Linked DNA regions of Homo sapiens: region 2 is linked to region 1. Evidence: read pairs that join two places in POLR2A ChIA-PET (ENCODE). Cell type or tissue: A673. All regions are shown on one strand. Region 1 overlaps PPP1R14C (protein phosphatase 1 regulatory inhibitor subunit 14C). Region 2 holds the start of ULBP1 (UL16 binding protein 1).

The links. ChIA-PET counts read pairs that join two places held together with the same protein. Peaks named below come from ENCODE experiments on the same cell type or tissue, not always from the same donor. Only the 100,000 strongest peaks of a DNase experiment are listed, where the experiment ranks them.
Region 2: POLR2A ChIA-PET joins it to region 1 with 6 read pairs; 2 of 35 experiments call an interaction of 5 or more read pairs at or near these places.

The regions. Positions count from the first base shown.
Region 1 is chr6:150,206,465-150,211,464 of GRCh38, forward strand. All of the region lies in intron 1 of PPP1R14C (protein phosphatase 1 regulatory inhibitor subunit 14C), which reads left to right. Among named protein-coding and RNA genes, the nearest start is that of PPP1R14C, 66 kb to the left of the region's middle. In A673, no CTCF peak of the experiment used is centred here; a DNase peak (open chromatin) is centred at 2,257.
Region 2 is chr6:149,959,954-149,964,953 of GRCh38, forward strand. It overlaps ULBP1 (UL16 binding protein 1), which reads left to right and starts at 3,990. Exons shown (of 5, transcript NM_025218.4): 1 at 3,990-4,181. The coding sequence starts at 4,097. RefSeq lists an enhancer at 4,326-4,865. In A673, CTCF peaks have their summits at 1,932, 4,074 and 4,279; DNase peaks (open chromatin) are centred at 1,918, 3,428 and 3,948; H3K4me3 peaks cover 1,664 bases; H3K27ac peaks cover 991 bases; H3K27me3 peaks cover 809 bases.

The sequences.
Region 1 (5,000 bases):
ATGTGCCTAGTTCTAGAATAATCTGACGTAACCCGTGATGTGCATCTTCATGTGTGAGCACTGGTATTTGTTTTACAGTGTTGATTTGTGAGACAATGCCACTCCTGTTCACTTGTGTTGGAATGTGTCTTCATGAGCAGGAGGAAAGGGAGGCGTTCTACACGGGGCATGAGGATGGTCCCTGCCGGGAGCTCTCCTCTCTGCCGCAGCTGTCATTTGCATCTGCGTCAGTGCCCCAGAAGTGAACCTTCGTAGGATATAGGTAGGTCAGGACCTGCTCTCCTGGGTGACAAGAAAGGCGATTCCTGTAAATATTATGTAAAACATTCCTTCACTTCACCATGGAGTCAATGGAGTCAGGTTCAGTCAGGCTATTTTGATGTTTTTTTTTGTTTGTTTCTGTTTTTGTTTTTTTTTTGCGACAGAGTCTCGCTCTGTTGTCCGGGCTAGAGTGCAATGGCATGATCTCGGCTCATTGAAACCTCTGCCTCCCGAGTTCCTGCGATTCTCCTGCCTCAGCCTCCTGAGTAGCTGGGATTACAGGCACATGCCACTATCCTCGTCTAATTTTTGTATTTTTAGTAGAGACAGGGTTTCAACACGTTGGTCAGGCTGTTCTTGAGCTCCAGACCTCATGATCTGCCTGCCTCGATCTCCCAAAGTGCTGGGATTACAGGTGTGAGCCACTGTGCCCGGCCTATTTTGATGTTTTTAAAAAGGGCTTTGGGAGGACTTTGCTCTCTGGCTCTAAGCAAGCTTTAGCCATTGGTTTAACTTTAAAAACAAATGTGTATTAGGGAAATACTGGTAATATAGGATCCCACTGGAAAGGCATATGCTTGTTTACCCATGCTACTTCTGTCTAAGGCCCAAGGTGAGGCCATCCTACCCCAGCCACTCTAAATGGCCTGGCCACCTGTGCAGATGGGTGCCCGGTGGGGCTGGGCCCTCGATTCGCATCAGGCAAGCTCATCTCCATGCCTTGCGTGCTCCCCAGCTTGTCAAGCCTCCATCTGTTTCGTTCTTCACTCCGGCATCCCATGTACCTTCCTCAATCTGGATTTGGGGACATGCCCTCTGGCCTTCATGAGCCACAACTGTAGAGGATATAAGAAAATCAAAGTTTATTTCTCTATTTTTCTGGAGCACTCCTTCCCAAAACAGGATAAATACATGAAGATGTAAGACCTAATATGTCTTAAAATGTCTATGGTTTTTTCTCTACTCTTGATAGATAGTCTGAGAATGTCTTAGTTCATTTTCTGTTGCTGTGACAGAAGACTACAGACTGGGTAATGTATACAGAAAATAAATTTATTTCTTTTAGTTCTGGAGGAAGATAATCAATGTCAGCAGGCTTCCCAATGGAAGCCAAGAGCAGGGATTCCAGAATCCCAAGAGGAACCAATTTCCAACCTCAAGGCCTGGGAAGTTCAAGGTCGAGGGGTCATATCTGGTTGGCTTCTGGTGACAGCGTTCATCCCGTGTAATAGCATGGCAGAAAACTGGAAGGGCAGGCAAGCGCTTGAAAAAAGAGATGGGGCAAAGGGGGCTGATCCACTTTATAACAACCAGCGCCTCATGAGAACCAACTCAGTCTCTAGAGAACAGTGTTAATGCACGCATGAGGGTGTGCCCCCATGACCTAATCACCTCTGAAGGTTCCCATTACCTCTCACTCAGTACTGTTGCCCTGGGGACCAAATTCACCCTGAGTTTCGGAGGGGTCAAACCACATCCAAACCATAGCAGGGAGGATGTAGGCCTTGAGGGTGGAAATGGTTTCCTCTCGGGTTTCTGGAATATTTGCTGTTGGCTTCCATGCTCTGTTGCTATAGGGAAACCCACTGACATTAATTCTCTATCTTCCATGTGTGGCCTGGTTTTCTTCTGAAAGCTTCCAGGATCCTCCCTTTATCCCCAGTGTTCTGACATTATATAGTGATGTGTCATAGGGTAGGTTGGGCCCCTTGTTAAGTGGGAACATTTTTTTTTGCAGATTCCAGGGCTGATTTAAATATTTAATGTTATATTATTTAAATACATACCACTTAAAACTGGGTATAAATTCCTTATGCTATGGTTATAAAAATCACATCCAAATTGCAAATTAAACATAAAGTACCAGCTAATGAAACTCAAATGCACAACATCCCTTTGCTGTGATGGCTGGCTTCACTCCTTTTGTCACTGGAATTAGGTACAGATTGCCGTCTCTCAGTGTCCTTTGAGTGATAGCGTTTGGCTTCACTTGGCGTGAATGAGTCATTTATATATTAAATCTACCCTGTGGCTTTTTTCTCATTAGCCACAACAATTAACATAATTCTGCTTGATGCCAATGTGTAAACACAGAGCAGCCCGGCACAGCGTGGTTATAGCACGGCTGTCCAGACTATTCTTAGACTGTGCTTGCTTACAGGAATTATTTTGGATTGTCATTACAATGAAAACATGAGATGTAAATGTTTTCATAGACAGCTCACATAGTCCCAAGGATTCAGTTCTTTTTATACGCTTCCTATGCCAGTTTGCTCCCATAGGCCTATAGAAAGATGAGCTATAAGAAATTGTGGCTATTGTTCAGATGAGTGTTTGAACAGGCCATAATAAGCTGACATTTGCCACTCCCCACCCCTGCCACCCCACGTTTCTCCATCAGCTGCCACAATTTGCACAGGAGTTTAATCCCGTGTTACGTTGCCATCCCTATTTTGAAATGGAGACGGATGAGAGCTGTTAGCCACAGTCATTTCCAGGAAGCTGCCAAGCTATGTCTCCTAGAGCTTGGAGACCATGATCCATCTTCAGGTGAGGTTTTAGCTTGAACATTCCTGCCTGCTCCCTTCACTGCTGTGGGCAGGGGTGAACGTTTATATTTTTTAAAAGCTAATGTGACATCAGACAGGGCTGACAGTGTAAACTTTCTGGCTAGTTAGAAGTGTGTGTATATATCTGTGTGTTTATTTGTGTATGTGTGTATGTGTGCATGTGAGTGTATGAGTGGTGTGGAATGGGTGTATTCATGTGTGTGTATGTTTGTGTATGTGTTTGTGTGTGTGGATGTGAGTGTATGAATGGTGTGGAGTGTGTGTATTCATCTGTGTGTATGTTTGTGTATATATTTGTGTGTGTGTATGCATGTGAGTGGTGTGGAGTGTGTGTATTCATGTTTGTGTATTCATCCATGTGTGTATTCACATGGAGTGTATGTTTGTGTATGTATTTGTGTGTGTGTGTGTGCATGTGAGCGTATGAGTAGTGTGGAGTGTGTGTATTCGTGTGTGTATGTTTGTATATATATTTGTGTGTGCATGCATGTGAGTGAGTAGTGTGGAGTGTTTATATTCATGTGTGTGTATGTTTGTGTATATATTTGTGTGTGTGTGTGTGTGGATGTGAGTGTATGAATGGTGTGGAGTGTATTCATCTGTGTGTATGTGTATATGTTTGTGTATGTGTGTGTGCATGTGTGTGTATGAGTGGTGTGGATTGTGTGTATTCATGTGTGTGTATGTCTGTGTATATATTTGTGTATGTTTGTGTATATATTTGTGTGTGTGTGTGTGTTGTCACTGCGGGCCAGCTGTGTTTCAGGACCCTGCTTTGCTTGCATTTCTGCATCCTGGTACCTGAGCCTGTTCTGAGCTTCATCCGTGGCATGCCCAGCGCCAGGTTCTGCAGCGCTTCCCAGTGCAGTGGCAATGCGGAGTCCCACTGCTGCTTGCAAGTTGGGGCAAGGGGGCTGGTGATGGCCAAGCCTACACTGTGTGTTGGTTTGTGAGGTGTCTTCAGAGCCCCGGTGTGCTCCCGTCATTACTGTCCTTCTCCAAAACCTCTCAGCCTCAGAACCTGGATCTTATCTTTACCTTTTCTTTCCCCCGATCCCTCATCCAGTTCATCTCCAAACTCCATCTGTTTATTCCTCCCTATTATCACTATTTTAAAATCTTATTTTTGCCAGGATCATCTTCAAGCCCTGTTGCTTCGCACCTGATACATGACATTCCCACAGCCTCCTGCCTCCTCCCTGTTATCCCGGGCTCCGCAGTGGGGCCATCTCTTCCTTCTGTCATTCCCCTGTCTTGTTCTGGAGCCATGGAGCCTTCAGTGTGACAGTCTCTGCAGGACAAGGGGAACCGGCAGCCTATGGGCCAATGGGTTTTGTTTATCCTACACAATATTTTAAGAAGTTGACGGACAGCTTTAAAAATTGGAATTTTTTTACATTAAAAAACTCTATTTTCAGTTATTCCTGAAAACGTAGAAAATCCAGCAGCACTGAGCACATATTCCTAGAAGGTGACAGGAGGTGGGAATGGCGTGTTCCCTGCTGCTTTCCCTCAGGCCATGTTTTCTCCAGTTTGCTGCACTCCTCACTCTACTGTATAGCCCCTCAGCCTGCTCCATTTCTGTCACCTGTCTGGCCCCCATCGACGTGCATATTTGCAGCCCAGAGCTGACTGGCTTCCTGGCCAAGGACCTTTCTACACCCACATTTAGAATTCATCTTGTCTCTTTGCCTCCTGCTACCATTTTGCCTCTTGGGAGTGCTCTCCCTTCCCTCTAAACCTGTTCAAATCCTGTCATTCCGCAAGGTCAGTTCACCTCCTCCCTCCTGTGTGCAACTTCCCTGCCTGCCCCTGGCGGAGTTTTCTCTCTCCCTGAATCACTAAAGCGCTTCAGGTTTGTCTGTGGCTTTGGGGCCATTGCATGTCATTGTGTTTGTCAGAGCTGTGTTTAGACAGCCCGTCCCCCAGTGCCAGGGCCTCACTGTGGCTGACACACAGTGCCTTGCACTCTGCGGACTCTGGGTTCTCAACAAATGTACGACAAGAAAGATGTGTAGAGGTGATCCAGGGCCTCGTGCTATGGGTACCAACAGGAGGGCCTCTCACTAATGTGGGGCAGGGAGTAGCTGATAACTTTCCCCAGCAGCTGTGAAGACAGTTGTTTCACTTTTTGTCACCAGAGCCACTGTTTAGGGACACACCTTTAAT
Region 2 (5,000 bases), 250 kb before region 1:
TGGGAGGATCGCTTGAGCTCAGGAGTTCAAGACCAGCCTGGGCAATATAGGCAGACCCCATCTCTACAGACAAATATAGAAAATTAGCCCAGTGGGTGGCGCATGCTTGTAGTCCTGGCTACTCGGAGGCTGAGGCAGTAAGATGGCCTGAGCCCAGGAGTTAGAGGCTGCAGTGAGCTATGACCACGCCATTGCACTCCAGCCTGGGCAACAGAGGGAGATCCCATATCTTAAAACAAACAAACAAAAAAGATGGCATAGCTAAATCCTAAACAGTAATAATTACAATAAAGCTGAATTGCTAAACTCATCACATAAATCAGTGAAACTCCCAGGTTGGATTTTAAAATATCAAATAATATACACTATTTTCAAAAGGCAATGTTAAATGTAAAGCTTAAAAATGGAAGGTATCTACCAAGAAAGGCTACTTTATTTGTTCGTTCGTTTCTTTTAGCGACTACAATATGCTTTATTGTTCTTGGAAAGGGCTCAGGGTTTGGCTTTAAATCAGGCTGCACGCTTTTCATCAGTCCCACATCTCTCTCCCCATGCCAAGCTGGCTCCAGCTAGCAATGCCACATTAAATTCCAGGGAGACCTTTAGAAACTTCCAGAAGCCTCCCTTCCTCCTGACCCCCCACCCCTGCAGTCCAAGATCTCCCATGTTGGCCCACGACCCCTGCTTAGGGTCCAGCCTGGAACTCACTGATCCGACCCACTCCGGACCAGCCTGGTAGCAGGAGTAGAGGCTGGAGGCAAACACCCAACTCTGCGCCAGCACCTGTGCCACTGGAGACCTGGAGCCCAGGGTGTGATATGCTTGGAGGAAGCAGAGGGTCCCTGTGTGAGTCACCCCGGCCCTCAAGGCTGTCACAGCTCCAGTGGCCCCACCCCGCCCACTTGCAACTCCAGGCCATGGGTCCAGAAATGTCTGGATTCTTGTTCCCTTTCAGACCCCAACCTTTCTCTTCTCCTTCTCTTTCCTCCTGGCCCCCTTATCTTTTCCCATTTCCATTCCCACTTTCAGACTCGTTCCTTATTTGTTTAAAGCACAGATTTTCGGCTGGGTACTGTGGCTCATGCCTGTAATCCCAGCACTTTGGGAGTCTGAGGCGGGCAGATCACGAAGTCAGGAGTTCAAGACCAGCCTGGCCAACATAATGAAACCCCGTCCCTACTAAAAATACAAAAAAATTAGCCGGGTGTGTTGGCTGGCACCTGTAATCCTAGCTACTGGGGAGGCTGAGGCAGGAGGATCTCTTGAACCTGGGAGGCGGAGGTTGCAGCGAGCCGACATTGCACAACTGCACACCAGCCCCTGCGACAGTGAGAGACTCTGTCTAAAAAAAAAAAAAAAAGGCAAGATTCGTTTGGCCCTGGTGCACTCTAGGCTCAGTCAAACCAGCTGAAGTCTATCATTATGCTGTCCATCATTATGCTATGTTTTTCTAGAAGATTCTATCCTGTTGAAGCACCCCCAGACTGGTTGAAAACCAAGTTACTCTTCCTTGGAAAATCTTTGTGGACACCCAGGTGGGCATACAAATTTCCAAGTCTTGGCCAGTTTCAGTGGCTCACACCTGTAATCCCAGCACTATGGGAGGCTGAGGCAGGTGGATCACCTGAGGCCAGGAGTTTATAAGACCAGCCTAGCCAACATGGTGAGACCTGTCTCTACTAAAATTGCAAAAATTAGTTGGGCACAGTGGCAGGCCCTGTAATCCTAGCTACTTGGGAGGCTGAGTTAAAAGAATCGCTTCAACCCTGGAGGAGGCGGTTGCACTGAACTGAGATCATCCCACTTCACTCCAGCCTGGGCAACAGAGTAAGACTCAGTCTCAAGAAAAAAAAAAAAAAAGACAAAAAAAGTATTACCAACTTGTGCCAGCCATGAGGTCTACAACCTCGATGCTGCCACCCTCAGGACCCTGGGGGTTACAACCTCCACTCCAGCTCCCCTCTGAACCTGTGCTTTTCCTCTGAGCCCCATTCACTCCCACAACTGTCTCATTCATTCACTGGTTCACTCAGCCTCCAACCACCCTTAAATCATGTCAGGCTCACCAGCTGACGGAGAGAAAAATCATCCTTTGTAGGTCTGAAAAACGTGTCTGAATCCTGATGGTGGGTCTTGTTTTCATTTCCACCCCCTCACAGCACACTCAGGGCCATGAAGAGGCCATGGCCTGGGCTCAGAGCTCCAGCTCTCCTCAGGGTGGGCCTGGCATTTGCTGACTTCAGGGAGGGTGGCAGGGCTCACAACTGAAATAGGAGACCTGCCCTGGGTCCTTAGCATGTGCAAGGATAGGGTTCTTTGTAGAATCTGCTCATTTCATCTGTGTTCATAGCATCTGTCATTTTCCACATGCGGACATCCACACCCAGAAAGCTGAAGAAGCTTGCACAGGAATATTCAGCCACAATATGAGCTGACTTCCATATCTGAATGCATGATCTCTAGATCCCGGCCATTACAATAACCTTTGGGCCACTTCTATGCCCATCCTGGGCAGGCCTGAGTCTAGTGGCCGGATGCCTGCAGCAGGGGTGAGGCAGGAGGGCCCAGGTGTGCACACAGGCCCCTCCTCCTGTCACCTGGCTGTCCTGCTTGGGGCTCTCCTGCCAGCCTCCTTCTGCCTTCCTCCTGTTCCCGCAGTCACTGGCCCAGGTCACCCGGCCTCAGGGGTGGTGCTGCCAGGGACTTCCCAGTGGCCTCCTCCTAGGACTAACCTGAGCTCCTGCCCCCAGCCCTGTACATGGGAGGCTTTTCTCACACACAGATCCCTGGGCCCACCAAGCTATTCCCCTCCCAAATCTGAGAACTGCCCACCCCCGTGTGACTGTTGTCCTGCCGACCACCCTTCATGTAGCCCCTCCTGGACAGAGGCTCTAGTGCATCAGGCCAGAACCTTTTGGCTCCTGTGTCCCTGCTCAGTCACAGAGATGGCTGCCATCCCATGTCCCTGTCCTGAAGCATAGTCAGGCCCTGGGCTTGGTCCAGGCCTCCTCCCCTTTCCCACAGCCTCAGGACCCTGGTGATTGATGGTCACCAGGTGAAGGTCTCCCCACATGAAGACTGTGTGGAGTGGGAGGTCTGTGCCTATTTTTCTCATTCATTGGGGAATGGGCTGAGTGGCTGGGGGCAAAGTGGGACTCAGGGGCTCTGCCCAGTCCTTACTGCAGGCTAAGCCCTCCCTTGCGGCCAAGAGCCACTGGGCCCTCCACCTCCCTCTGGCTTCTACCCGCAGATCTAGATGGTTTCATGGTGACTCAGAGGAGGATGCACTCGGGCGTCCCTTTTGAGGATGGCTGCAGGGACCATCCAGGGACTGAGCCGAGGTGCAGATACAGCCACGGATTTGGGTGTTGTTAGACACAGAAGGGTGTGTAGCAAAGTGAGCCCCACGCATGCGTAGACTCTTCCCTCGGCTTCTGCTCTCCATGGAAACACAACTGATCACATCATGATTGATCACGGTAGCCCTCTAGGGCTTTCTTTCTTTTCTTTTTTTTTTTTTCCAGAAGTCATAAAGGGATATAGAATATACTCAAAGACCACCTCATGCTTTTAGTGGAGAGGCAAAAAAGGTTCGCTCCGGAATGGGGAAGCGGCTGCGCCCTGGACGGAGAGGGGCGGGGACTTCGCGACTGCAGGCGGAGGGAGGGCGGGTGTCGCTGGCGCAGGCGGTGACAGGGAGACACCGCCGCCACTGAGTATTCCTATGCAAGTTTCTTCATCTTCCTGTGCATCAGTGTTTACACTGGGGTAATGATAAATGCTGTGTTGAAAAATTATTTGATGGGGCCATGGAAGGAACGGAAGGAACGGCGTCCTGGCCCGCTCGGGGCCCGCGCACGCCGCCACCAAGCCGCGGGGGCGGGTCGGAGGGGAGAGTTGCGTCAGCCAGGCCGCTGTCAGATGACGAGCCCGGGGCGTGACGGGGTGGAGCATCCCCAAAAAAGTGCATGCCTAGGATCCCGCCCAGTGTATCCCTGCGCGCGGCGGGCCGGGCTGGGCAGCTTTATAAACAGCCGTGGTGTGAGCCTCGAAGGGAACCATCAGCGCCTCCTGTCCACGGAGCTCCAGGTCTACAATGGCAGCGGCCGCCAGCCCCGCGTTCCTTCTGTGCCTCCCGCTTCTGCACCTGCTGTCTGGCTGGTCCCGGGCAGGATGGGTCGGTGAGTTCGGGGATGTAGCCTAAGCAGGGCGGGGGCCAAACCTGGGAGGTTGTGGACTGCAGCGGGTTTCAGAGGAGGGGAGGCTTCTGGAAGGACCGGCGCGATCTCCCTGAACGAACATCGCGGTCTCCCCGAACGTCGCGGTCCCTCCGAACGTCGCGGTCTCCCCGAACATCGCGGTGCCCCCGAACATCGCTGTCTCCCCGAACATCGCGATCTCCCCGAACATCGTGATCTCCCCAGACATGCCCAGCTGAAGGCACTCAGTTCCCCTCGGTGGCTCCTTTCCGCCGGGTCCGCTTCCTGCGGCTGCTGCTTGCCCCTCAGGCCAGGAGGTTTCTGGAAGGACCGGTGCTGTCTCCCCGAACATCGTGGTCTCCCCGAACATCGCGGCCTCTCCGAACATCGCCCTCTCTCCGAGCAACGCGATCTCCCCGAACATCGCGGTCTCCCCGAAAATCGCGATCTCCCCGAACATTGCCATCTCACCGAACATCGCGATCTCGCCGAACATGCCCGGCTGAAGGCACTCAGTTCCCCTCCGCGGCTCCTTTCCGCCGGGTCTGATTCCTGCGGCTGCTGCTTGCCCCGCAGGCCAGGAGGCTTCTGGTAGCACCGGCGCGATGCCCCCGAACATCGCGTTCTACCCCAACATCGCGATCCCTCCGAACATCGTGATCCCCCCCGAACATCGCCGTCCCCCCGAGTAACGCGGTCTCCCCGAACATCGCGGTCCCCCCGAACATCGCGGTACCCCCGAACATCGCCGTCTCCCCGTACATTGCGATCCCCCGAAACATTGCGATCTCCCCGAACATC